2 separate regions of the Homo sapiens genome follow, and region 1 is linked to region 2. Evidence: chromatin loops called from intact Hi-C (ENCODE). Cell type or tissue: dorsolateral prefrontal cortex. All regions are shown on one strand. Links, peaks and the distances in the headings refer to the core of each region. The heading gives the core; the rest is flanking DNA.

The links. Hi-C counts contacts between places; a loop is a spot of excess contacts. Peaks named below come from ENCODE experiments on the same cell type or tissue, not always from the same donor. Only the 100,000 strongest peaks of a DNase experiment are listed, where the experiment ranks them.
Region 1: it touches region 2 in a loop (3-fold over the local background); 4 of 110 quality-filtered maps call a loop at or near these places.

The regions. Positions count from the first base shown.
Region 1 is chr5:61,670,308-61,681,976 of GRCh38, forward strand. The region is part of intron 1 of LINC03122 (long intergenic non-protein coding RNA 3122); the gene reads left to right. LINC03152 (long intergenic non-protein coding RNA 3152) reads right to left here. Exons shown (of 8, transcript NR_109910.1): 6 at 7,316-7,384. Among named protein-coding and RNA genes, the nearest start is that of LINC03152, 22 kb to the right of the region's middle. RefSeq lists an enhancer at 2,654-3,154. In dorsolateral prefrontal cortex, for the core only: a CTCF peak has its summit at 4,960; DNase peaks (open chromatin) are centred at 4,904 and 5,184; H3K4me3 peaks cover 629 bases; H3K27ac peaks cover 1,854 bases.
Region 2 is chr5:61,727,540-61,739,208 of GRCh38, forward strand. It overlaps LINC03122 (long intergenic non-protein coding RNA 3122), which reads left to right. Exons shown (of 2, transcript NR_126525.1): 2 at 2,507-3,458. It overlaps LINC03123 (long intergenic non-protein coding RNA 3123), which reads right to left and starts at 8,159. Exons shown (of 3, transcript NR_105000.1): 1 at 8,086-8,159; 2 at 7,838-7,987; 3 at 5,251-6,207. In dorsolateral prefrontal cortex, for the core only: a CTCF peak has its summit at 4,865; DNase peaks (open chromatin) are centred at 4,922 and 5,540; H3K4me3 peaks cover 1,604 bases; H3K27ac peaks cover 3,062 bases.

The DNA.
Region 1 (11,669 bases), core at 1,675-9,674, 57 kb before region 2:
ACTTGAGTGAGAACTCACTTATCCCCAAAGGGATAGTGCTAAACTATTAATGAGAGATCTGCCATCATGATCCAATCACCTCCCACCAGGCCCAACCTCTTACACTGGGAATCACATTTCAACTTGAGATTTGGAGGGGGCAAATAACCAAACCATATCAATAGGCATTTGTAGAAAGACAGAACAAAGGAATGTTCCTAATAAGTAAATGAGTACCTCGACTTGCCAAGCAGACAGTAGACACTTAATAATTATTTGTAGAACTGTCATGAAATTGAAGGCAGGAGCCATGTCTGTTAATTTCTAGATTCATGATATGACTTAGTTCAATAAATACCTGTTGCCCAGTGTTTTGAATAACCTCATCAGAATTAACACAAATAATGGAGAACTGGCTGGAACATAGTTCTGACCTGCACTTTATGGATGTTCCTCAATGTCAGCAGAAGAATTACTGCTATCTTTACAAAGAACTGTGTCAGCCAAGGCATGATTCTTGCCTTTAATCAGCTGACTTTATGTTCTGTAGTCTGGGAAGAGCATGATTGCAGGAAAGGACATGGATAATGTAACCGTAGATCCAAAGAATGACAGTTTCTAAATAATTTGTCCCTTTATTCTCTTTAGTGCACTTGTACTTCTATTAGCCCAACCAATCCAATTCTTGGTTCCCCAAACAGGTTCACCATATGTACCTTCAACCTGACTTGTATGAAGACTTGTTTTATTAGTCACAATTAGTTGCAGGTGCAAAGACTGAGGGCACAACTAACTGTGTCTGGAATCACCTCCTCACATATGCAATTAAACACTTGCACACTCAGAATTAGGTTCAAGTGGCTAATTGCACCCGGAAGTAGGTAATTGCAGGTGCAATTAGCTACAAGTGCAATTTTTCACCCGAGACTAATTGCTCCCAAAGTAAGGAGATAGGGATTGGAAATTCAGCACTGAATGTATGTGTGGTTATTGCAACCACCTGTGATTTTAATAGTCGCTGCCCCCCCCACCCCCGCACAAACTTGTAGTGTGGTGGCCTCCCTTTGGTCTTTTTGAATAGTTAAATTGCTTAACTCCTTCTGTATATTTATTCTACAGCATTCTCTTTCCAGTTGGGTATTCTTTTCCCTACTTAGACCCTGTTTCTTCAGAATTTATTTATTTTCTTCTGGAACCCCTGGCTATTTAAAGGCCATATATTCCTCCACTGTTTAACTGTATCTAAAACTTCTCAGAATCTAAGTAAGAAATGGTCAATAACTTGAACAGCTTACTGGATGGTAACCATCAAGTAGCTCTTGAACACTGTTCCTTGAGGAATATCATTTAAACATAACAGATGTAAAGCTCTTCTTCCCATCCCTGGTGACGAGGAGATGGATCACTCCATCAAAGCACCCAGAAACCTGTCTTCACTAGCAGGTTTAATTTTTTCCTACTAGCTTTTCTCCTGTATCAGTAAAAGTCCAATCAGGAAAGCACCATCTTTTTTTATTATTTTATTTTATTTTATTTTATTTTTGATATGGAGACTTGCTTTGTTGCCCAGGTTGGAGTGCAGTGGCACAATCTTGGCTCACTGCAACCTCTGCCTTCTGAGTTCAAGCAATTCTCCTGCCTCAGCCTCCCAAGTAGCTGGGATTACAGGCAGCCACCACCACGCCCAGCTAAATTTTTGGATTTTTAGTAGAGAAAGGGTTTCACCATGTTGGCCAGGCTGGTTTCAAACTCCTGACCTCAAGTGATCCACCCGCCTTGGCCTCCCAAAGTGCTAGGATTACAGGTGTTAGCCACCATGCCTGGCCAGTTTTTTTTTTTTTTGTTTTTTAATGACTGTAAAATGAAAGCATAATTGGAAAAAATTCAATGAATTTAAATTGAATAAAGTTAAAATAACCAAGGAAACCAAAACTGTTAATACTACTACAGAAAGTCTTTTGATCATGTAAACATTATTTAAGTAAGGAGTTGATCACCATAGTTATTTTAACAGAGATAATTTAATAAAGGGGATTATTAGGCTAGTATTAGGACTGAAAAGGCAAAAAAGGAACCTTGAGGCATCTCAGTGACGGTAACTGCAGGGAGCAGCTACCACCCCAAGGGCTGAGGAAACAAAGCAAGAGACTGGGGTTAATAGAACCTAGATGCTTAGGGGAAGGGCCCAGCAAAGCTGGAACACAGGTCTCTGGTGGAGGGTGTTCCCAGGCTGATGCGGACTCTCAGCAGCTTGAGGAGGGATCACATAGAGCTGGGACTCAGAGCTCTTAAGAGGGGACACTGCCCAACTGGTTTTGTACCCTTGGAATTTGGAGAAGAGACTTGGCAGAGCTGGGACCCAGAATGTAGAGTGGGGCTTCCTCCCAGGTGGTCCTGAACTGTAAGCAACCCACTAAACACTGCAGCACTATGGATAAAATGGAAAAAAATGCCTGCAGGATGTGCCTTGGAACCTGGGGCTTGTGGTCTTTTGTTGGATCCAACCAGGATGAAGCATGTTTTGATATGGGCAGGTAAAAAAGGGGCATGAAGTTAGTGAATCAGAGCCTTTGCAAGTGTGTACATTTACGTGTGTCTTTTCTCTGTGTTCGGCATTTTCCTTTGCATGATTTTATTCTCATTCTTTCATGCTGAAAATGCTTGCGTGTGTGTGTGTGTGTGTGTGTGTGAGAGAGAGAGAGAGAGAGAGAGAGAATATCATAGTGAGTGCAAGCCAGTGGTGGTCATAAAATGGTAATCTTAGCAGGTGTGTACAGCTGGCCCTGCCCAGCGATCTGCAGCAGATTTCATTTCCTCATAGCTCATCTGGCTGGTTGATCTCCTTTTGCCCTTTCCTGCTGTGAGAATTCATGGCCAGCCTGAAGCCAACCTCCTGGCTTCTGTGGAGTGCTGACTCCTCCACTTCCCTGCTTAGTCACTCTGAGGTGGAACAGGATCCCACTTGCTAAGCTAGTGGCTGCTTCTGCTGAATGCCAATCTGAAGGGGCGATCAACCCCTTTGAACTCCCTCTGGCTATTGAGTCTGCCATTGTTCAGACCCTGCAGTGTGCATGGACTGGTGACAAAGCCCGGGTGAGGAAGCAAGAGATGACAACCGGAGGGGAACAGGGGAGGGCAGGAAGGCCTTTGACTTGGCCTGGACACCTGGCGATGCTTTATTGCCCCAGACAGACTCTCCTGCTCCAAGATCCAGCCCAGGGGCTGTGAAGGTCACTCGGCGCTCGCCGCCCATGGGAAGGAAGTGTTTCCTTGGGCAGCAGAGCCAGGCTCCTTAATGACTGCTTCAGCTGAGCATTTCTACTTGGAAAGGAGAGCAAATGTTCCTTTGCCCTTGCCACCCTGCTTAGTTGCAGCTTAGGCCTCTCAAGAGGGAACATAAATATTAGGGAAGTTGGGTCACCTACCAGTGGTTTGGGCTAAGAAAACATTTTTTTCTTCTCAGGAAAATGAATAAAACCACATGATGGAAAATGCTAGAAATAGAGGAAAGGGAACAACAGCTTTAAAAAATCTGAGTAACCTGTAATAATCACTAATAGCATTTGAAGGTGTTTTTACCCACCCCTCCCCTGTGCAAATAGTTCATTCATTCATTCATTCTCTAAGTGTCAGTTGAGTGCCTACCATTGCCACTTGCTGGAGATAGGACCCTGAACAAAATAGATCAAAAGTCTAGCTCCTAGGAGCTTCTATTCTTGGTAGGGGAAGAGGGGCACATCTTGCATTCAGTTTCTTTTCCTGTTGTCATTTGTCAGTCAATCTCAGCAGCACTTCCCTTGTCATTGCATTGTCTTCATACCCATTATTCTGATGATTGCTTGTTTTTCCGAGTGAATGGCTCAGACTCCACTTAACCATGTCACTACTGTCCAGTGGTTTCCATCTGCACAGTTTTAAATAATGCTGTGGTTAGTATATTTGTGCAGGCAGATTTTAAAAAATAGATTTTTGGGGTAATTTCCTCTCTGGCTATATCTTACACAGTATCAGGTAGGACTCTTGGTTACAAACAACAGACCCCAAATCTGGTTAACTTAGGCAGAAAGGGAATTTGTTGGAAGGCTATCTATCCAGCAGCCTATGGAATTATCAGAAGGCTGGAGAACCAAGCTCAGAAAAGCATCAGGAACGAGGGTCAGGGGGCAAAAGTACAGCACAGGTCCACGCCCTGTAGAGTCCCTGAGACCTGCTGCAGGCCCCTCCTCACTACCTCCTACTCTCCTTTCAGCTCTTCCAGCTTTCCAAGGAGAAATCTCTCTCCTCCTGAAGCCTCCGTCTTGCATCCTGGAATCTTGAGTTCAGGGTGGAGCACTGGTGGCCGGGTGAAGGTCAGCAGCCTGCTGTTCTGTTTCCAGGGAGTGAGAGGAGGTGTCCTTCCTGGCTCTCCAGAGAGGAAGTGGCTGCTGCCCCTCACCTCAACTTAGGGAGGCTGCTTGGACCCTCAGTAGGAAAGAGGAGAAATATCCACTACAAACACGTTCCTTTTCTTCTTATATATGTGTTTGTTGTGTGTGGGATGACAGAGGGTAGGGACACGGTTAAAGACACATCGAACATCACCTGCCAGAGAGGGGTGTAAACACTTCTCTGCATTGCTAGTAGGGTCCAGGTATTCTCAGCACCTCCAGCAGCCTGGGGGACTCAGCCTCCAGGACTGGAGAAAAGAGGGTGAAATTCACATTGATGATTGCTTTTTGATAGGTAAGAAAACTGGGGCTTAAAAAGGATGTGTGACTTACAGCGGACTATGTTGCCAGCAAACCTGGGCTGCGGGGACTTGAGTCCAGGTCTTCTGAAACACCCGAGGGTTAGTTGGACAAGTATTACTTCCCTGCTCTGGGCTGGTGGCCTATAAGGGGTGCCTGGAGCAATCCTCTTGCTGGGACAAAAGCCCTTTCAACAAAGGGGCCTTTGTAACAAGCCTTTCTTTGTCTGGCCACCAGGCTGTTCCCTGGAGTAATTAAAGCCTGTAGTCCTTAGATATGAGGCTGGCTAACACTGCTTGACAGGAATACAGCAATGTGAGTTTGGGTGCCAATGCTAGATTGGAAATGCATGTCTTCCTGCTCCCAGACACCTAGGCATGAACCACATGGCTAGATGGCCCTGCCCCTCCTCCCTGGCCACTCTGCGTAGAGGAGGACAGCACCCACTGGTCCTACAGGATGGGGGCTAGTGGCACTCTCCTGGGCAGTGCCAGGCAAGTAGACTGTCATGCAGCTTTACTGCTGTGGCCGCATCTCTGGGACCTGCTAGTGGACATCTGGCTTACTACTACTGCTCAGAGGAGAAAGGTCACAGCCTTCCAAGGGTCCTTGGATATCTGGCACTGTGCACCTGCATCTTGTCCACAGTGTCCCCCCTGGGGTGGGGAGGTGCCTCTTTCCTTTGTCTAGGGAGATGGTCTCCCCTGGACTCCCTTGGGGTCTCAGGACACAGCATTAAAATTGGCTTGTGTGTTTAGTCATCTTCTGTGAGGCTGGACCTTTATGCTAAAGGTCCCTCAACTAGTGGAGAAAAGACAAGCTTTACTCTCCCCAGAACTAGGAAGTTAACCTTTTATGAGAGTTGTACTGCTGGGGACCGCGAAGGACACCGGAAATAAACTCCGTCTCTGCTCTCAGAGAACTTTAGATGTCTCTCGGTGCGGCCACCACTTGGAGGGGAAAAGAGAAACTTCTCTCATTAAAGGCAGTGCCCTGGCTCAGGGCCTTCTCAGGCTGAGAGCTCTGTGGGGCTTTCACTCACCCTGTCCCCTGCAGACACCTGAGGTGCAGCTCACCTGCCAGCGAACGAAGGCATTCCAGGTATAGGTTAAAGTGGAATTTCGGCATTGGCAGAGTTAACATTCATAAATTCAACAACTTGTGTGTGCCCTCAAGGGCCCGTGGCAGGAGACGAGGTTTAATTGTGCTGAGGCACACATTTCCATCACATGGGGTGGGTGGGTCTCTTCACTACTGAGAACTGGGTACCAGGGTTTCAGCAGTTTTGGGCTCTTGGTTCCTCACCACCAAAGGCAGTTTGTGGGGGATCTTTATGTTTCAGCAGTATTTGAGAATCTGGGGAGTCATGAGCGGCTCAGGCTGGGTCTCCTGGTATGCAGGAGGTATCTGGTGGGGAGGGTGCTGGGGTCTGGGAATCCCCCCTCGCCATGCCACTTCCCCTCAAGTCCCCAACCCTCTGGAGCCCTCAGGCTTGGGATCAGGCTTTTTCAGGCTCAGCCCCACCTGCCAACCAGGGGCGGGTGCACCCACCCTCAAGATGCACACAGCTGCATTGTCTGCAGATAATTTAAAACCAATAATAAAATCGACTGTGAGTCAGTTTGCTTTTTCTTATCCCTAGGCCAGTAATTCTAAACAATGTCAGTGATAAAATAATCCTCCCACAAATCTTTTGTTTGTCCATTTTCTAAACAATTGCTGTGGTGACTATTGAATTTTAATTCTATACACTCATATACATCTGTGTGTATGTGTGTGTGTATACATATATACCCATATATATACACACATACATATATATGCTTCAAATTAGCATAGTTAATTACTTATCCTTTTACTAATATTATAGTCTATGTGAAAGTTACTTAGGAGAACTTCCAGTAAGAAAGAACAGTTCAAGATGGTTCGAACTGGCTTCAGGCACAGTTTGTGTCTCCAGCCCCTGTTGTACTAAGTATGCCTGCATTTAAATAATCGATAAAGGATGATAGCACAGTAATTGCAAAGCCAAGACACAAAACCTGAGTTAATTTAATTCTGTCATTCTGCACAACCACTTGGAATTTTAATTTGTGTTTAAAGTTTAGGAAATGCAAATTTTAGTTCATACACGAGATATTTGACTGGATTTGAATAATATCTTGAAAATTAAAATTTATTCTGTTTAAATTATTGTTTTAAAGCTAATGAATGAATCATGAGAGTAATAATAATTAATGATTATTACATGATTCTCACTGAAAATAATTTTGTCCCATAGAGGAGGGTACTAAAAAATGATCAGTTTGGGGAGTCAGATATGTTATCTTGGCCACTGTCCATGGTGATGCAGATGACAGAAATTGTTCCAGTTTATTGAAACAGGAGAGCATTAATAATCAGGTATTAATTGGCCTATGAACATTTTGGAAGTGCTGAACAAGCAGATTCTGGTTTGAGCTTTCAGAAACAATTCCAGTTCCCCAGATGATGCTCTGATATGATTGAGGGAAACTGCATCCCCCACTGTCCGTGGCAGAGCCCACCATTCTGCCATGATCTGAGCTAGCAAAGTAAAGGCCTCGTGCTGTGCCTCCCATCCCACTGACCTGGCTCTCAGTTGAGGTCTCATGCAAGTGGCTCTGATTGGTGGAACCCAATCCCATCAGGAACCCTACCTGCAAAGGAGGAAGAGAAAATTAGTTTTTCATTTTCTGGTGTCTACAGTATAGACTGGTTCCCTGAGGAAGTTAGGAATGGAGGCTGAGCCAGCTGGCCTACAGCATCCTTCACATCTACCCAACCGAGTTTCTACACTTGACCTTTTGGTCTCTAGATGGGGAAGAACCTCCCCTGTCTGGCAGCCAGGTTCTGCCTCATGCTGGCTTCTGGAGAGAATGACTGTCTCTGTAGTGAAGTGTGTCCAGCCCAGCTATTCTTTTCTTTTCTTTTCTTTTCTTTTTTTTGACAGGGTCTCACTCTGTTGCCCAGGCTGGAGTGCAGTGGTGCAATCTCAGCTCACTGCAGCCTTGACCTCCCAGGCTCAAGCGATCCTCCCACCTCAGCCTCCCAAGTAGCTGGCACCACAGGTGCATACCACCACATCTGGCTATTTTTTTTTGTATTTTTTGTAGAGACGGTGTTTCATCATATTGCCTAGGCTGTTCTCAAACTTCTGAGCTCAAGCAATCTACCTGCCTTGGTCTCCTAAAGTGCTGGGCATAACAAGCATGAGCCACCATGCCCAGCCTCAGCTCAGCCATTCTTATGCTGCCTCTTACCATACCCCCACCTTCCCACACCCCATGGAACTTCTCTGCCTAGGCTCTCCAACTTGGAATCTTCTGCTGGTGCATTGTGAGTAATAGCTCCAAATCTTCTCTCCCTCAGCACACAACCATCTCTTGAGTAAAGGCTGCTTCAAAACTCCCACAGCTTTTCATAATGCCACCCCTAAACTCTGCCCCCAACTAAAGTGCATGAATCTTTATCATTATTCTTTAATAGTAACTTTTTGGGGGATTCTTCTCAATACATATTTGCAGACTAAATATAACTCTTGTCCTCAGGATTTTTCACCATCATTCTCATAACATTAAAAAGATTCTAATTTGCATCTAAACTTGGGTCCCTAAATCTCAGCCCTCCTGTCCCTTGTAGGGACAGTGGGTGTTTGTGGTGATGTTGGGACTGAGGAGTAGGTTCCACAATGACTAGGCTAGAGGGTGACTCTTCAGAGAGAGGCAGGATGCAACCTTGGCAGGGAAGTGCCAGGTGAGGCCCAGGGAGGTTTGAGCCCTAAGTCTGTCCTGTGGCCCAGGACACAGGGCCCACATCAAAGACTGAAGCTGCTTACAAGGTAGGAGGAAAGAACATGCAATGACCTGAAACTGAAGAGGCTGGATTTCTTTCTGTCAGAGGCTCTTAATAGCTGTGTGACCATAGACCAGTCACTTCACCTCTCTAGGGAAGAAGGTTACTTCCAATGAAGATGGTTATTTACTTGTGAAGTAGTGGGACTAGGAAAATGGGTGGCACAGAAGGAAGGAGGAAGCAGGGTTTATGACGCTGGCATATCTCTCTCTGGACTGCCTCTGGAGGAAAGCCCTGAGACAGCACAGATTCCCCGCATGGAAGGCTATGCCTTGCTCTACCCCACCCTGCCCTCCGCCACCAACAGGGCACTCAGAGGAAATACATCCAGAATCCTGAGCTCCAACATGGAGCAAAACCAAGGATGGAAGTGGGCCTGGCAATATCTGGGCTAGAAGTCATATTTCCTCATTTTCTTTTGAACATGGAACCCTTTTCCCGAAAGGCTTTGTTCTCTTCAAAGCACAGTTTCCCAGTGTCTGTCCTGCAGGGACACTTTCATCACACACACACACACACACACACACACGTATCTATAAAATTGATTTAATTTCTTCCTGGGTTCTCATTTACCAAAATAACAAACCAACTAGGAAGTCTCTCTAAAGGAGAACATGGTCAAGATCAGACTCTTCTCTAAAGATACAGCTAATTCCAGCCAGCACATTAACATTCTAAAGTTAAAAGTGCATTGTGAAATGTAAATCGATGTGACATTGTCAAACAAAATGACCTGTGGGCTTGGGAGGTTGGTGCTTGTAGGAAGAGGCCGAAGTGTGCATCTTAATCTTGATTTCCTTTGGGAATATTTCCTCCACTGTGTTCCTGACTCTGATTATGTTCTTGTGCGATCAAAATAGCTCTAGTCTCCAGGGCTGGACAGTTCCTTTTTCTTTCTTTCTTTTCTATTCTTTCTCTCTCTCACACTCTTTTTTTCCCCACAGGACAAATTATTGTTGTTTTGATCAGTGACAACTGTTTGATTTTTTAGCTATTAGTATATACATGTGCACAAAATCCCATCCTATTAGGAAGAAAAGGATTGGATTTAAAGTCCTGCTTGTTGTATAGATTATTTAATGCACAGGGGCCTTAGAAAACCAAAGTTCAGCATTCAGGGGTTGACCTCAAAATGGCATGAACAATCCAATAGGCAAGCACCAGGTTTCTTCATTTATATCCATAATCACGGGATATGATGAAGCCTTTGGCCTTAGGAAAATTTCAGTTGGGATTTGTATTTAACAGCAAGCTTATCTTTGGCTTGGCTTTAAATGGATAGTAGGGACAGTGTAAGCCAGGTAGTAACAGAAGCTCTGAATTACAGTATAAGGTCTGTCTCTCCAAGCTCTTCTTCCCTGTCTATAACATCATTTGGAAACTTCTCTTCTGCACAGTGTCATAGCCATTTTTTGGATCTTGAACCACAGCCTAGTATTCAGGGTATCCGTCTGTCTCCATATCTGGACTTCACTCAGACACTGCCTAAACTCTCTTTCAATTTCTTTAGCTATGTACTTCAGTGAACGGCAAACAAACAGATCATTTTCCTGATGGTGATAAGGTGGTAATAGACTTTACTTCATTGCCTGGTGCCCTTCAGATATGCTTCCTACAAAACTCCTCAGCAGAACAAATATAGTTACTGAATTTGGTTACTGGTACACAATGAAATAACAGTGCAATAACATAGTTACATGGTTATAATATAGTTAAATCATGCAGCAAGTTGCACACAATAGAAAATGCAGTTAGGCAGAGAGAATGAAATTAAGGGTTAGAGGTAAAAGAGAGGATGTATCTTTAGATGTGATTTGAAATGAAAAGCAGACACCCCAGAAAGGACAAAGATGTCACCAGATGATGCCTGAAGAAGCTGCTTCTCTTGTCAACTAAAGCAAGACTGGGTAAGGACAGTGGGAAGGGCATGTTCAATTGGCTGTATAGCTGATTTTGTATAGCCCTTCTTCCCCTCCACTGTGATCATACTGATTTAGTCCTTATTACCTTTTCTGGCCTTTACAATTGCTAAATAGCTGATCTTCCAGTTCTCTTCTGAGTTATCCCACAAAGCACTGCCAAATCAATTGTCCTTTAACACCACTCTGATTATATCATCCTTCTCTCCCAAATCCTTCAAGGCTTCTCATTACTTACTGAAGTAGAGTAAGTAGCACTTTCTTAGCTTGGCATTCAAGGCTCTTTCTTCTAGCTGTACTTCTCAGAGTGAAGCAGCACATCAGCATCACCCGGGAACTAGTTTAAAGTTGCAGAATCCCAGGTCCCATCTTAGACCCATTGGATAGGAATCTGCATTTTATCAAGATCCCCAGGTGATTCATATGCACAGAAAGCTTGAGAAGTGCTCTAGCCAAACTAAAATACTTAACAAATATTTTCTTTCCTATTTCTGGTTTTTCCCTATGCTACTATATCCACTTTTACATCATCTTTGCCTATCTACACATGGGACCCTTTTATGATCATCTCAAATGTTATCTCATCCACAGAACCTTTCCCCATTATCCCATGGACAAGGCAGACTGATCTTCAGAATGCCTACTCTGCCCTTTATAAACTGAACTTCCCCCTGATGAAAGGGTAGTTTTATTATACCTCTTGACTTGGTCCTTTTGGCCATAGGGAGTTGGTCCATGTTGGATAATCAACATTAGAGCAGTTCAGCTAGAGGCCACCCAGTAACCCAGAATGTGGTCACATGAAATGTGAGTAGTGACAATAAAATTTTCTCTCCATTTTAGATTTAAATAAAGCAGCGATTACTAACACTAAACACCAGGAGACAGAGTCAAGGTCATGAGAGGTTATGTGCAAACTACAGTTATGAGGAAACAGAAACTTTGAGTAGCCAAGTTGGTAAAGACAGGAGGATGGAGCAAACATGTGGACATGGTAGACATGCCATGAGAGAAAGACAGAGGAGATGGAGAGAAAAATGGGTTCGCAGATCTGTCCAAGTTCATGATGACTTTTCTCTACCAGGTCATAGGTTCTTATAATAACATCTTCTAATCCCCATTACTTGAGAAAAATTACATAAATGTCCATTACTGGCAGCCAAGATACCCT
Region 2 (11,669 bases), core at 1,478-9,477:
AAAGAAATGATGTTTTAGTGAGTCTGTGCCAATTTAATACACATATAAACTCACAAATATTGAAAGGTCTCATGAAGACCCCCATCCTACAGGGGCTTTGGGATGCCAACATTTGGACTGGATTATTTCTACGAGACCTTCCAGTTCTACAATGCTGTGCCAAATATTCAGTCTGGTGCCAGCAAAAGCAATGATGTGATAGGGAAGAATAATGATAGATATTGTATTAAAATCTAATTTTCCTTATCTCTACTTTACCTATCAAATAGGTAGCCGGGAATGAATTTACTTGAAACAGATCAGATGCCAAGCATAACCATTTCCCTTGTCATCTAAATTCTTCTCTCCTAAGAAAGATTTTTTTCATCAAAAGTTTTACTACACTTTTTTTTGAAGGTCAAAGGAATTGAGGCCTTAAATAGATAAGATGGGCAAGGGGAACAAGCTGGTTGGCTTTTGTCGGCCCACCTTTGGTCTTGAAGGGAGGGACTGCCCCTCTCTCCACTATGGAGCTTCTCCTAGTTGACCTGCCCAAAGAATTGTCTATCTGTGGAATCTCCCTGAGAGCATAATTTCTGTGCCTTCTAGGGAAAACAACAGGGGTTAGGAGAGGAGCTGGTGAGACTGACAGCCTGGGTTCAAATTTCAACTCCTGGAGGGAGCCTCCATTTTATTTAAATTTTCACATTTATCTAGCACAATGACTGAGTGAGGTTGGTTCAATTTCAGGGCAGTTGCTGCTCTTTTTCAAACTTTTGTGTGAATTAGAAAACACACACCTCCTTCCCCAAACCAAAGCATACACATACTCTGTACCCATGAAGCACAAATAGACACCCTGTCCTCAGGGCTGATGCCCCCTCAAGCAGAGCAGGGAGAGGATTCAGCACCATCTGCCTCTGCACTTGGTGCTTTTATGAAGGGCTTCACCTACCAACCCTATGCAGTGACCCTGACAGTCATCACTATTTCCTAACCAGGGAAGGTTAAATATTTGTGTTTCAAATAGATCATCCGGGCTATTTTGTACAAAATAGATTGGGAGAGGATGAGGCTGGTTTCAGCAAGTTGTTAAAAGCCTATGGCAGCTGTCCAGTTGGGAAATGATGGGCATTCAGGTGAAATGGGTGGCAGCAGGGATGGTGAGAAATGAATACATTCCAGGGATGTTAAGGAGACAGGGTTGACATGTCTGAGGCTGCTGTGAGGATCCAAGAGATGATGATGTTGACAGTGCTGATATTAACAATACTATTGACTGAGGGTTTGTGTGTACCAGTTATTTATATAAGTTATTTGAACCAAAGAAAAAAAAATTGACCACATCTCATGCCTGCATAGTTGCTGTAAGGATCAGAGATCACATAAAGTGCCCAGCCCATAGCAGATCCTTCATCATTGGTAAAAACTGGCCTTTGAAACTCCTGTGTTAGTTAAGAAGCCCTAGTTTGTGGACATGGGTGGATGTTGTCGGCAGTGGAACATAATCAAGACAGAGGCTCCATCACCTTCTGAGCATCAGGTTAGATTCCTCCTGTAACTTTTCAAAGCTGCAGATATTCAACCCCACCTCCATTCAGTTAGTCCAAGATAGGGGTCTTGGTATCAGTGTTTTAAAAGCTCCCCAGATAGCCAGTGTTGAGAAGCACTGAAGTTAAAAGAAGTCTTTGGAATCAGACAAATCAGGGTGACATCCCAGCCCTGCCCTTCACAGTAGTTTTCCTTGACTAAGCCTCAGATTTCCTATTTGAAGAAGGAGGATCAAAATTCCCCCCACTCCAGGTTGTGGGAGGATTAAATGAGGTGTTATGTGCACTCCATAGGACCTCTGGGACATCTCTTTTTATACCTAGCTTAGTGTGGTGTCTGGCCCCTAATGTGGGTTCAATAGACGTTGACTGCCATGACTGTGGGGTCGAGAAGCAAAGGAACTTAGTGAGGGCCGGCTCCAGGGGTGAGAACACTACACCTGTCTCCTGGTTTATAATCCTGGCCCAAAATGTGCTTGTTTCTTTCACAGATGTGGAAACCCAGGTCCAGTCAGGGAGTAAATAATCTCCCCAAGGACACAAAGTGAGAGAGCTGGAATTTGAATCCTAGTCTGTGTCCTTCTGCCATACACCAGGAATCAAATTCAGGCCATAGCTAACTATTCTAGAGAAAGACTTGTTACAGAAGTGATGCTACTGGGGAGAAGAGCCCTTGTCTCTTCTGCTTTGAACTGCTGGGCTGAGCCACAGAGTGAAGGGCAGGGGAACAGCTAGCCGCTGGCCAGGACAGCCCAGAGCCACTCAGACAAGAGCTCAGTGGTGAGGGCTGGGCAAGGAGGGAAGTGTAGGGAGGAGAGGGGGAAAAGGATCAGAGAGCTGCTGATTTCGGGGTGAGCAGAGAATCACATATTTCATGTCTGGTCAGATTAAGAATGCAATGGTATATGCCTGCCAATACAATGACTGGTAGACAGTAAGTATTCAGCAAACATTATTTTACCTTTTTCTTCTTTCAGAGCTGCCTCCTGCCCCTGAGGGGAGGAGTCCATCCTCTTCTATAGGATACACCTGTTGGCTTGTTTGTCCTTCCTTCCCCTTTCTGGGAATTGTTCTCCATCAACATGTTTATGGGGACAGCCATTTCTATACAATGTGACCTGTATTGATCTATTTTGTGTTGCTATAAATAAATACCTGAGGCTGGTAATTTTTAAAGAAGAGAGGTTAATTTGGCCCATAATTCTGCAGGCTGTACAAGAAGCATGGCACCAGCATCTGCTTCTGGTGAGGCCGCAGGAAGCTTCCACTCATGGTGGAAGGTGGAGGAGGAGCAGGCGTGTTATATGGCAAGAGCGAGAGCAAGAGAGAGAGCAGAAGGTGTCAGGCAACCAGCTCTCATGTGAACTAATGAGCAAGGACTCACTCATCACCAAGGGGATGGCCCCAGCCATTCCTGAGAGATCCGCCCCCTAACCCAAACACCTCCCACCAAGCCCCACCTCCAAGACTGGCGGTCAAATTTTAACATGAGACCTTCATTATCAATGTTTGTGTATCTACACATCCAAAGTAGATCATCATCTTTGGTCTTTGGGAGATACACCAGAGAAAAACAACTCCTCTGGCCTGGGAGATTTTGACTTTCTGCTTTTCATGTGTGTTTGCTTTTATCGAAGAGGGAATCTGCTACTTGCCTGATGCAACTGCATTTGGATACTGAACTGGGGCCCAAAGAGTCTCAAATCACTGCCTGGGAATGCCAATTTCTCATCATGAATTAGAAATCAATTCTAGCAGCCTCCCTGCTAAGTAAAAAAATTACATAATTCTTTCTGCACTACTGCATTAGGCTGATTTTTTTTTTCCTTTTCCTGAATGTACAGTAAATCTCTAGTGGTTTAAGCCATGGTGCCTCTGCTTAAACACAATATGAAATCGCTACCAAATTTAAATAAAAAATAAATTCTGTGTTGTGTTAGGAGTCTCTCCTGCCAAAAACTCTCACACAATTAACACACTAACAGAATGTGTTGCTAATTTCATGCCACTGGAGTCTTTTCTGCTTCAGAATATAGAAACAAAATCAGGTCAGAGCTCCAATAATAACAGGATTTTGTTAAAATATACAGCCCTGTGTTGTAGATACGTTGTAAGAATGGGTGAAAAGGGGACTCACAGTGATGCACGAAATAGCTCACTACTGCAAATAGAAGTGGGAGAACTTGTCTCCAGCTTCTTTGCAGAGAGAGAGAGGGGGAGAGAGGAGAGAGAGGGTGGAGAGAGATTAGGGGAGAGAGGTAGAGAGAGAGAGAGGAAGAGAGACTGAGAGAGAGGGAGACGGGTAGAGGGAGAGGAGAGAGAGAGGATGGGAGAAAGGGAAAGAGGAGAGAGAGAGGGAGACAAGAAGAGAGAGGGAGAAAGGAGAGAGAGGATAGAGAGAGAGAAAGAGAGAGGAGAGAGAGTTAGGAGAAAGATAGGGAGAGAGAAGAGAGGGATAGGGACAGAGAGGCAGCGAGGAGAGAGAGAAGCAAGAGACAGGGAGAGAGGAGAGAGAGAAGGAGGGAGAGAGAAAAGGAGGGACAGAGAGAGAAGGAGGTAGAGAGGGAGAAAGAAGAGGACGGAGAAAGATAAAAAGAGAGAGGAGAGAGAGGTAGAGAGAAAGAGAGAGAGGAGAGAGAGGTGGGGGGAGAGAAGTAGAGAAAGAGGGAAGAAAGAGAGGCTAGGAGAGAGACAGGGAGAAGAGAGAGGAAAGAGGGACAGAGGGAGAGAGAGAAAGAGAGAGAGAAGAGAGGCAGAGAGAGAGAGTTAGTTCAGCTCGGTCCAAGCCCAGACCCACCAGGTTCTGTGGGAAAGGGTTTCATTATCAATGTTAGTCCATCCAGACATCCGCATACTTTTACAGGGGGAGGCAAACGCCAGGCAAAGAAACTAGGGAAACACAAGCCCAATAAATCACAGCTAGGATTCTGATTCCCCTGGTTCATTCTGAGGCTTCCTCCCTCCACCTCTTAGCCTTCTTACACTGGGCCTCTTCTTTTCCATAACAAAAACAGCGATAATGAAAATATTTTGGCAGCATTGAAGGCCTTTCACATTGTGACCCTGACCTCCAAATCAATTTTCTTTATTCTTAACCTGACCTTGGCATCCATTCTCCCTGGCGTTCAATATTAGTTACAAAATCTTGAACTCCCCGAGACCTTCCCTCCTCCCCAGATAACCAAGGCAGGCCACACTGGGGAAGCTCTGACGAGGACAGAGAGAGAAGGCTTCTCGACAAAGAAAAATCATAACGAGATGAACAAGCCCGATGCCTTCTATAGGAGTCTCATTTGCACCAAATGCTATTAGCCCCATTATTTACTCAGACAACGGTGCAGGCAGCCTGGGCTCCCTGCTTGCGCGGGGCGCTGTGGAGAGCACCATGCATCACCAGCCGGCCCGGGCGCTTCCCTTAAATAGTAATATGTAAGGTAGAGCATGTTACATTTCATCCATCACCCATGGGCTCACCGAGCGCAGAGACTGGAGAAATTGCGCACATTTCTCCGTTGCTGCATTAATACTAGAAAGGGAGTGAACTGAACAGAGAAAGTGCCAATTTCAGCACACATGTTAAAAAGAGAAGCAAAGAATAGCAGAAAAAGAAAGCATCTCCCGTACTGAGATGCTGGGGTGTGGGGGAGGTTTTTAAAGGAGAAGACTGCTTTTCAGAACTCCTGTGCATTGACTATGAGAATAAGGACCCACTGAGACAAGAGTTCGGGGTCAGCATACATTTAGGAGAAGAAGTTGGCTGGCAGGGGCTATTTTTCTGCAAATTAGTTTTCTCTCAAGGGTAACGGTGGGGGAGGAGCAGAGGAAAATGAATTGGAGCCCGTTGAATAATCGCGTATTGTTCGGCCGGTTGCGGTGACCTATGAACTGATGCTCCGAGAAGTGTTTTCAGGCCTTCCTTTTATATGGGCGAGGATGGGAAGCCTCTTACAGCTGTTGACGAGTGTCCTGAAGGGGCAACGATGGGGATGGCAGTGTGGCCCCACGAACAATGGTCACAGAGCATCGGCTCCACTTGGCAAGAGAGGCACCGTCTGCTGGTCGGTACAGCTGACCGCAGGGCTGGACAGGTGGCCAGGCAGGAAGGCGAGAAGAGGCACGGTTCAAACTTTATGCTGATCACAAAGAATTGAGAAAAGGGGCAAAGTGAAGAAATACAGTGTAGCAGGACGCGATGGATCGACTTTCCTTGGGGATTAGAAGGAGCAAGAGCTCTGCAGTGATTCAAACAGTTCAGTGCAAATGGAATTCTTCTAGGATGTTTACAAAATAAAAGTGAATCAGTTCATCTAAAAGTATTTGTGCTTCATTGTTTTCAAGTCCAGATTCTGCCTGGAATGCATAGCATCGTGTTCTTCCTTCAGACATTTTATCATTCTCACTTTGGCATCAGAAAACCCTGCATCATCTAAACCAGGGCTTCTCTGTTCCCTTGAAACACCCAAATGAGATGAACTAAAAGTGCAGAGACTCTAAAGTGAAGCCGGAAGGGACCCTTCACAAGGGAGAGACTTCTTTGAAGTCTTGTACTTGTTCATCTTTTAAAAAGTACCTAAAACTGACATATTGTGCAGCAGTCTGAAATTTAACATTACAGATACCATTTTTAATTCCTTTAGCCATCTCAGTTGTAGGATTTCATTCTAAGATGCAGCTCAACCTGTAACAGGAAAAAAAAGAACAATCACCAATTTAATGCATATTTTGAGTTTAGGAGGACTCCATCTCAGATATCCAAAACTTATAATCTGAAAAAAAAATCTATGTCATAAAAGCAAGAAAATAGAGTAATTATAATCAGGGAAAATGGAAACTTCCAGAAGAAAGAACCAGTTTCATCTGTGGCTCCAGACAAACTGGGCATACCCCAGTTTGCAAAGCATTACAAAGGAGACAGCTATTGTAAAGTGATGAAAAGTAGACTTCCCTGGTTGTAACTACCTTGTCATAAAATGCCATGCCTGACTCACCCTAGGGCTGTCAGAGCACAGTGTAGTGCCAGGCATATAGCTGGTGCTCAGTAAATACTTGTTGAATTGAAAGTTGTTGATAGCGCTCTGCATTCATTTTCCCCTTTAGGTAGCCTGTGGCAGGGTGGTGAGCCTGGGATGGGGACATCTCACAGCCCAGCAGTAGGACAGGCTGTTCTTCCTGGAGGCAAAACAGGTTAGGGCAGCACATGGTCCCTTCCGTCTGAGTCTGAGTCTAAGTACACACTCACTTTTCGTCTCCGCCACAGACCAGCTGCATGATCTTGGGATCCACTTATCTGGGCCTTCCAGCCCTTCTCTAGCAGAAGGAAGCATCAAGCACCATCCTCTCAAAGGTCTATTTAAAAATTCTACAATACTGTGTATTTAGATTTATAAAGGACTTTTCTTTTTCACCAGTTGCTACCTGAGGGCTGAAGCAAGGGGCAAGATAGGGGAAGATAAATCAGCTCTGCTCTTGTCTCCCCTGTGCCTTTCCAGTTGGAAGGGCACAGAGGACCCAGTGTGGTCCCACCTGGGAGGCTGCCCACCTGGTGTCCTTTGTCCTGTTCTGGCAAGAAAAACCTCAGAACTGAAGACAGGCTGTAAAGAGTGGTGAAAAGCACTGCCAGTTAGTTACCTTATTACAAATTTACCTTAGATGAGGTAATTCACTAAGCAGGTCGCAGGGCTTCAGTGTTACACTCCTCCCACGGGCCCCCAGTAGTCAGTCTCTAGAGTTTGGCTTACTTAGTACAGGTGACCACATTCTGGTCAAAGTCAGCAGAGCCATCCTAAGTTAGTGTTCTGTGATATCGGCTCAATGTTTTGTGGTTGTTGAGACTGATTACCTGTTAAAATGACCCATATTTGAGGGTCAAATATTCAGGAGCAAGAAATGAAAAGAAGCAGATTCTGATTTCAAGATTTCAGGTTTTAAACATCAGGCCCAAATCCATACTTTCATTTTGTTCAGTAAAAAGTAAAGCTGGTGATTCTTAGAATGAAAATGCAGTGTTTTCCACTTGAAGAAATCCCAAACTTGCAAAATTAGATAAGTTAGAGAGTTACGTTTTTAATTATAAAGGGATTTTGCTTTCTACAGTGACTCACCCTATGGCTCCCGCTTCCTAGGAATTTAAAGTATTATTTACTCCCCTGCCCCCACAAAAATTCAGATGCCATTTTATATTTTATAAAATCAAACAGAAGATATTTGACTATATTTCAATATAAATAAAACATGGCATATCTCTCTTCTTGACTTAAGATCTCCTTTCTGAAGTATGGAAGTCTTGAAATTCTATCATATTTACTCACCCAAAAAACACTGAGCAGGCCCCGTTCTACGGCAGGCACAGTGCTAGTCCTGAGGGTATATCCTGGTCCTCTGAGACTTTTCTCTTTTCTTCTCCACGACTTCCATTCTCTCTGTGTCCTCCAGAGGCTGGGGCGTATTGTGGGTCTGATCTGCTGGAAGAGGGGCTAATTATATTAGGATGACAAGTCATGCCCTTCAAGACGAGCATTGAAGTTGAAGTTATGGTAAATGGTCAAAATAAACTTGCAATCAGAGGTTGAGAACTTTCTCTCATGGAGATTGGCCAAAAGCAGTGGTTCTCAAAGTGTGATTCTTGGACCAGCCACATTGACATCACTGGTGAGTTTGTGAGCAAAGCAAGTTCCGGAGCCTGACCTACTGAATCAGAATCTCTGGGAATGGTGTTTGAGAAATTGTGTTTTAACAACATTCCAGGTGATTTTTATGCACATTAAAGTATGAGAACCACTGGCTTGAAGTTAATTAGGCTTCATGTGGGCAAAGCTCTGAAAAAGTCTTCTTTCAAATCCTAATAATATTACCAACTGAGTTCTGTCAGCTGCCCAGTGATAACCCTGGTTTAATCTTCAAAATCACACAAGCATCTCCAACCAAGTTATTTATGCAAAGTTCCAACTCAGAGAGAAAAATAGCAAATTCTCAGTGATACTCAAAAGGGAAAATATTTGGACAGGTAATTTTAGGAATGGGCTATGGATCACTATGTACAATAATGAAGTTGAGCAATTAGGTTTGGAAAGCCACAGCACAGAAAATAATTAACCCACAAAGTAATCATCTTGGAAGTCCCAAAGCTAATGATTAAAATAAACCTGAAACAAATGATTGTTTAACTTTTAAGCTGTGCTTGTTTTAGCCACAGTGTACTTCAGGTGTGAGCTCCTGGGAATTCCTCCTGCCTGCCGAGATTGGCTTTAGGACGAGGGCATGTGTCCATTCCTCTGCCTCTCCTTCCCTGGGGATGGTTTCTTTGAGTATCACAGAGTAGCACTCCAGTTTGGGTCGAGGAGGTTGGCTGAGCTGCTCGACTCTGCTGGCACTGAGGGGCATCAAACCCCAGAATGCAGTCTGCAGCTGTGGTGGGCTTCAGCCATATTGAATCCTATATAACCTTGGAGGCTGGGATGCACACTTCGTTTTTATGCAGCTTGCTTTGCACTTTCATTGGCGGTTTATTATTGCAAAGCATGATGCTCCCCTCCCCCACTCGCCTCTCCACCCAAAGAAGTGAATTAATAACTAGAAAACGAGAGAGAAATGAGATCCAGAAGGGTCTGGGCTTCTGAATGTCACTGTGAGCAAACAGCGGTGGAGAGAAAAGGTTCCTTTCCATCTTTATGTGCAGTGCTGTCTGTGCATTGACTTGTTTCCTGACACATGAGCCATGGCTTGAAAGGAATTCAGGCCCCAGCAAATTTTGCATTGCGCTTCAATGTGGCCTCTGGGATTGAATAAGGGCAAATCTATTATACTGTTGCCATGGAGACCCTGGCACAACTGCTGATAAAGAGTGTCTGATGTTTGGTAGGCCTCATAGCATGGTACATACCATTTAAAGGACGGTGTGTGTGTGTGTGTGTGTGTGTGTGTGTGTGTGTGTGTGGTGTTTAGCATGCATGTGTGAGTCTGTAAGGGTGAGCATGCTTGTGGGAGTGGGTGGGGTGACTGGGGGAGGGGAGCGGAGAACAGGGTGCAGTTGGGGAGGAAGGAAGCGTGGCTGGCTTGGCATGTCATGAAGGAATGTACTGTATTTTTACAAGGAATTTGTAAATACTTTCTTGCCTCTAAAAATTAATCCTGCCCTCTAAGAATCTACATGTTAAACAGATGGGGGCAGCAGAAGATGCACAGACTCTCCCCTTGGTCTAGCAAAATTAGTCTTTAATTCATCTGAAAGAGAATTAAGCTAATACAATAAAAGTAAAAATGCGCTCTTTTGCGTCCTTTGACGAATGCTGCCTCCTTTCAACCGTCTGTCTGAGGATCAATAGTGGGTCTGTAAGGAGCGCCAGCATTTGCTAGAGCAGGCAGTGAGATGATGGATTTTAATCATTCACATGATTTTATAACCACGAAACAAAGAAGGCGGATCTGGCTTCCACATGCATAATCTCAGTTTTGCTGTTTTTGATTTTGCCAGTCCTACATGCAATTCCTGTCTGGAAGGTGCATGTCCCGTTTCCAAATTCCATTCCACACCTCCATGTTTGCTTCTCAGTGACCGATACGGGCAACTTGTGTGTTTCATTGGGGCCCTTTTCCCCATTAGCCCCAGACCTGGAGAGGGGTGGCACTGGGAAGTCCTGAGCTGAGCCTCCTGGCTGGCGTTGAGGTGAGTGGGGCATCTCAGGCGTAATCACCTACAGTAAGCAAGCTTCAGAGTGAGCGGCTCTAACAATGGGAGGCCAGGCAATCTGTGACAGTTGATAGGATTATTATTATTACAGAGCGCAAAAAGCTTCTGCTTTCTTTTCTGCTCCTTTGCAGACCTCATAAGGCCTCTCTGTGATTTCTGCATAGTTAATTTGTCAGTTTATAAATTACCACATTATGTTAACGCTGAATGCTTCAAAACACAAATATATGCACAGAGGGCTTGAATATTTGAAGTGTTTTAGTACTATGGGGAAATAATTTTGTTGTCAAGCTGTGGCAGATATAGAACTGCTAGGGGATACATGGCCATTTCATCAGGACTGTGTCGATGATGGCCTGTGAACATCCAAGGGGGAAAATCATCTTTTATCACTATTGTGTACCGTGCCGGTCCAGATGGAGGATAAAACATGCATGAGTTGCCCGCAGCTCTGAAAATAATTATACTCATTTGCCAGAAATGTAGAAAGTGCATCCAACCAAGTTACCACCCATCATAGTGACACTCTGTTTGCATACTGATGAAGTTTAAAGCCAGAGACAATGGTGTTGGTATCAATATTGGGGGGGGGGTGCTAGGCACCACCAGTGCCGTAGGATTAATAGCACCATCATTTTATATTATGCAGCATTTCACTTATGCTGCATATCAAAAGACTACTGCCTCTGAGGTTCACCTCACTGTTTAGAAGATTACAGTTTGCTTTAAGACTCCAAACATTAGCATGGCTTCTTTGCAGGTTCCATAAATGAATGCAAAAATATCTGTGTCCAATAGAATGCCTAGGATGTAATTATGGGTAAATACGTTTGGATGCCATTATAAGTGCCTGCATGTGTATATATGTGTCTGTGAGTGTGGGTGGGTACCTACATACCCACATGCACACGCATGATTTTGGAAGACTGCAATGGGATATGAGATGATAATATGCGCATGCTAAGTCCTGGTGCTGCTGCAGAGTCATTGATGAATGGGTTTTTTAAATGTAGGAAGAGAATGAATACAAGTAGGACCCAAGAGAATAATTCTTTATATTGCAATCAGCTCAGCTTATATGTACTTGCTTTAATCGTAGAAATCAGCAATAAAAAGCATAGACTTGGTTATTTAATCCTTACTGAGTAAAAGTGAACGTCTTATAATGACCCTCTAAAATATTATAAAATATTAAATTATTTTGATATGCCTCTCATTTTTAGACAACTATAAAATGATCAGTGAGGCCATTACCAGAAGATTAATAGACTCCTTTAAATTTTTGAATCCAGCAAACATACATGTATAAACCAAGAGGCACTTTTCTAATGGAACCCTGAATTCTCAAAGGTGTTCCATGGTTTGAAAATAGCCCAGTCATGATGTTGTCATGATGCTTATTTTTAAGTAATGATTTTAATTAAACCCCCTAAAAAGGGAACAATTCTATACTC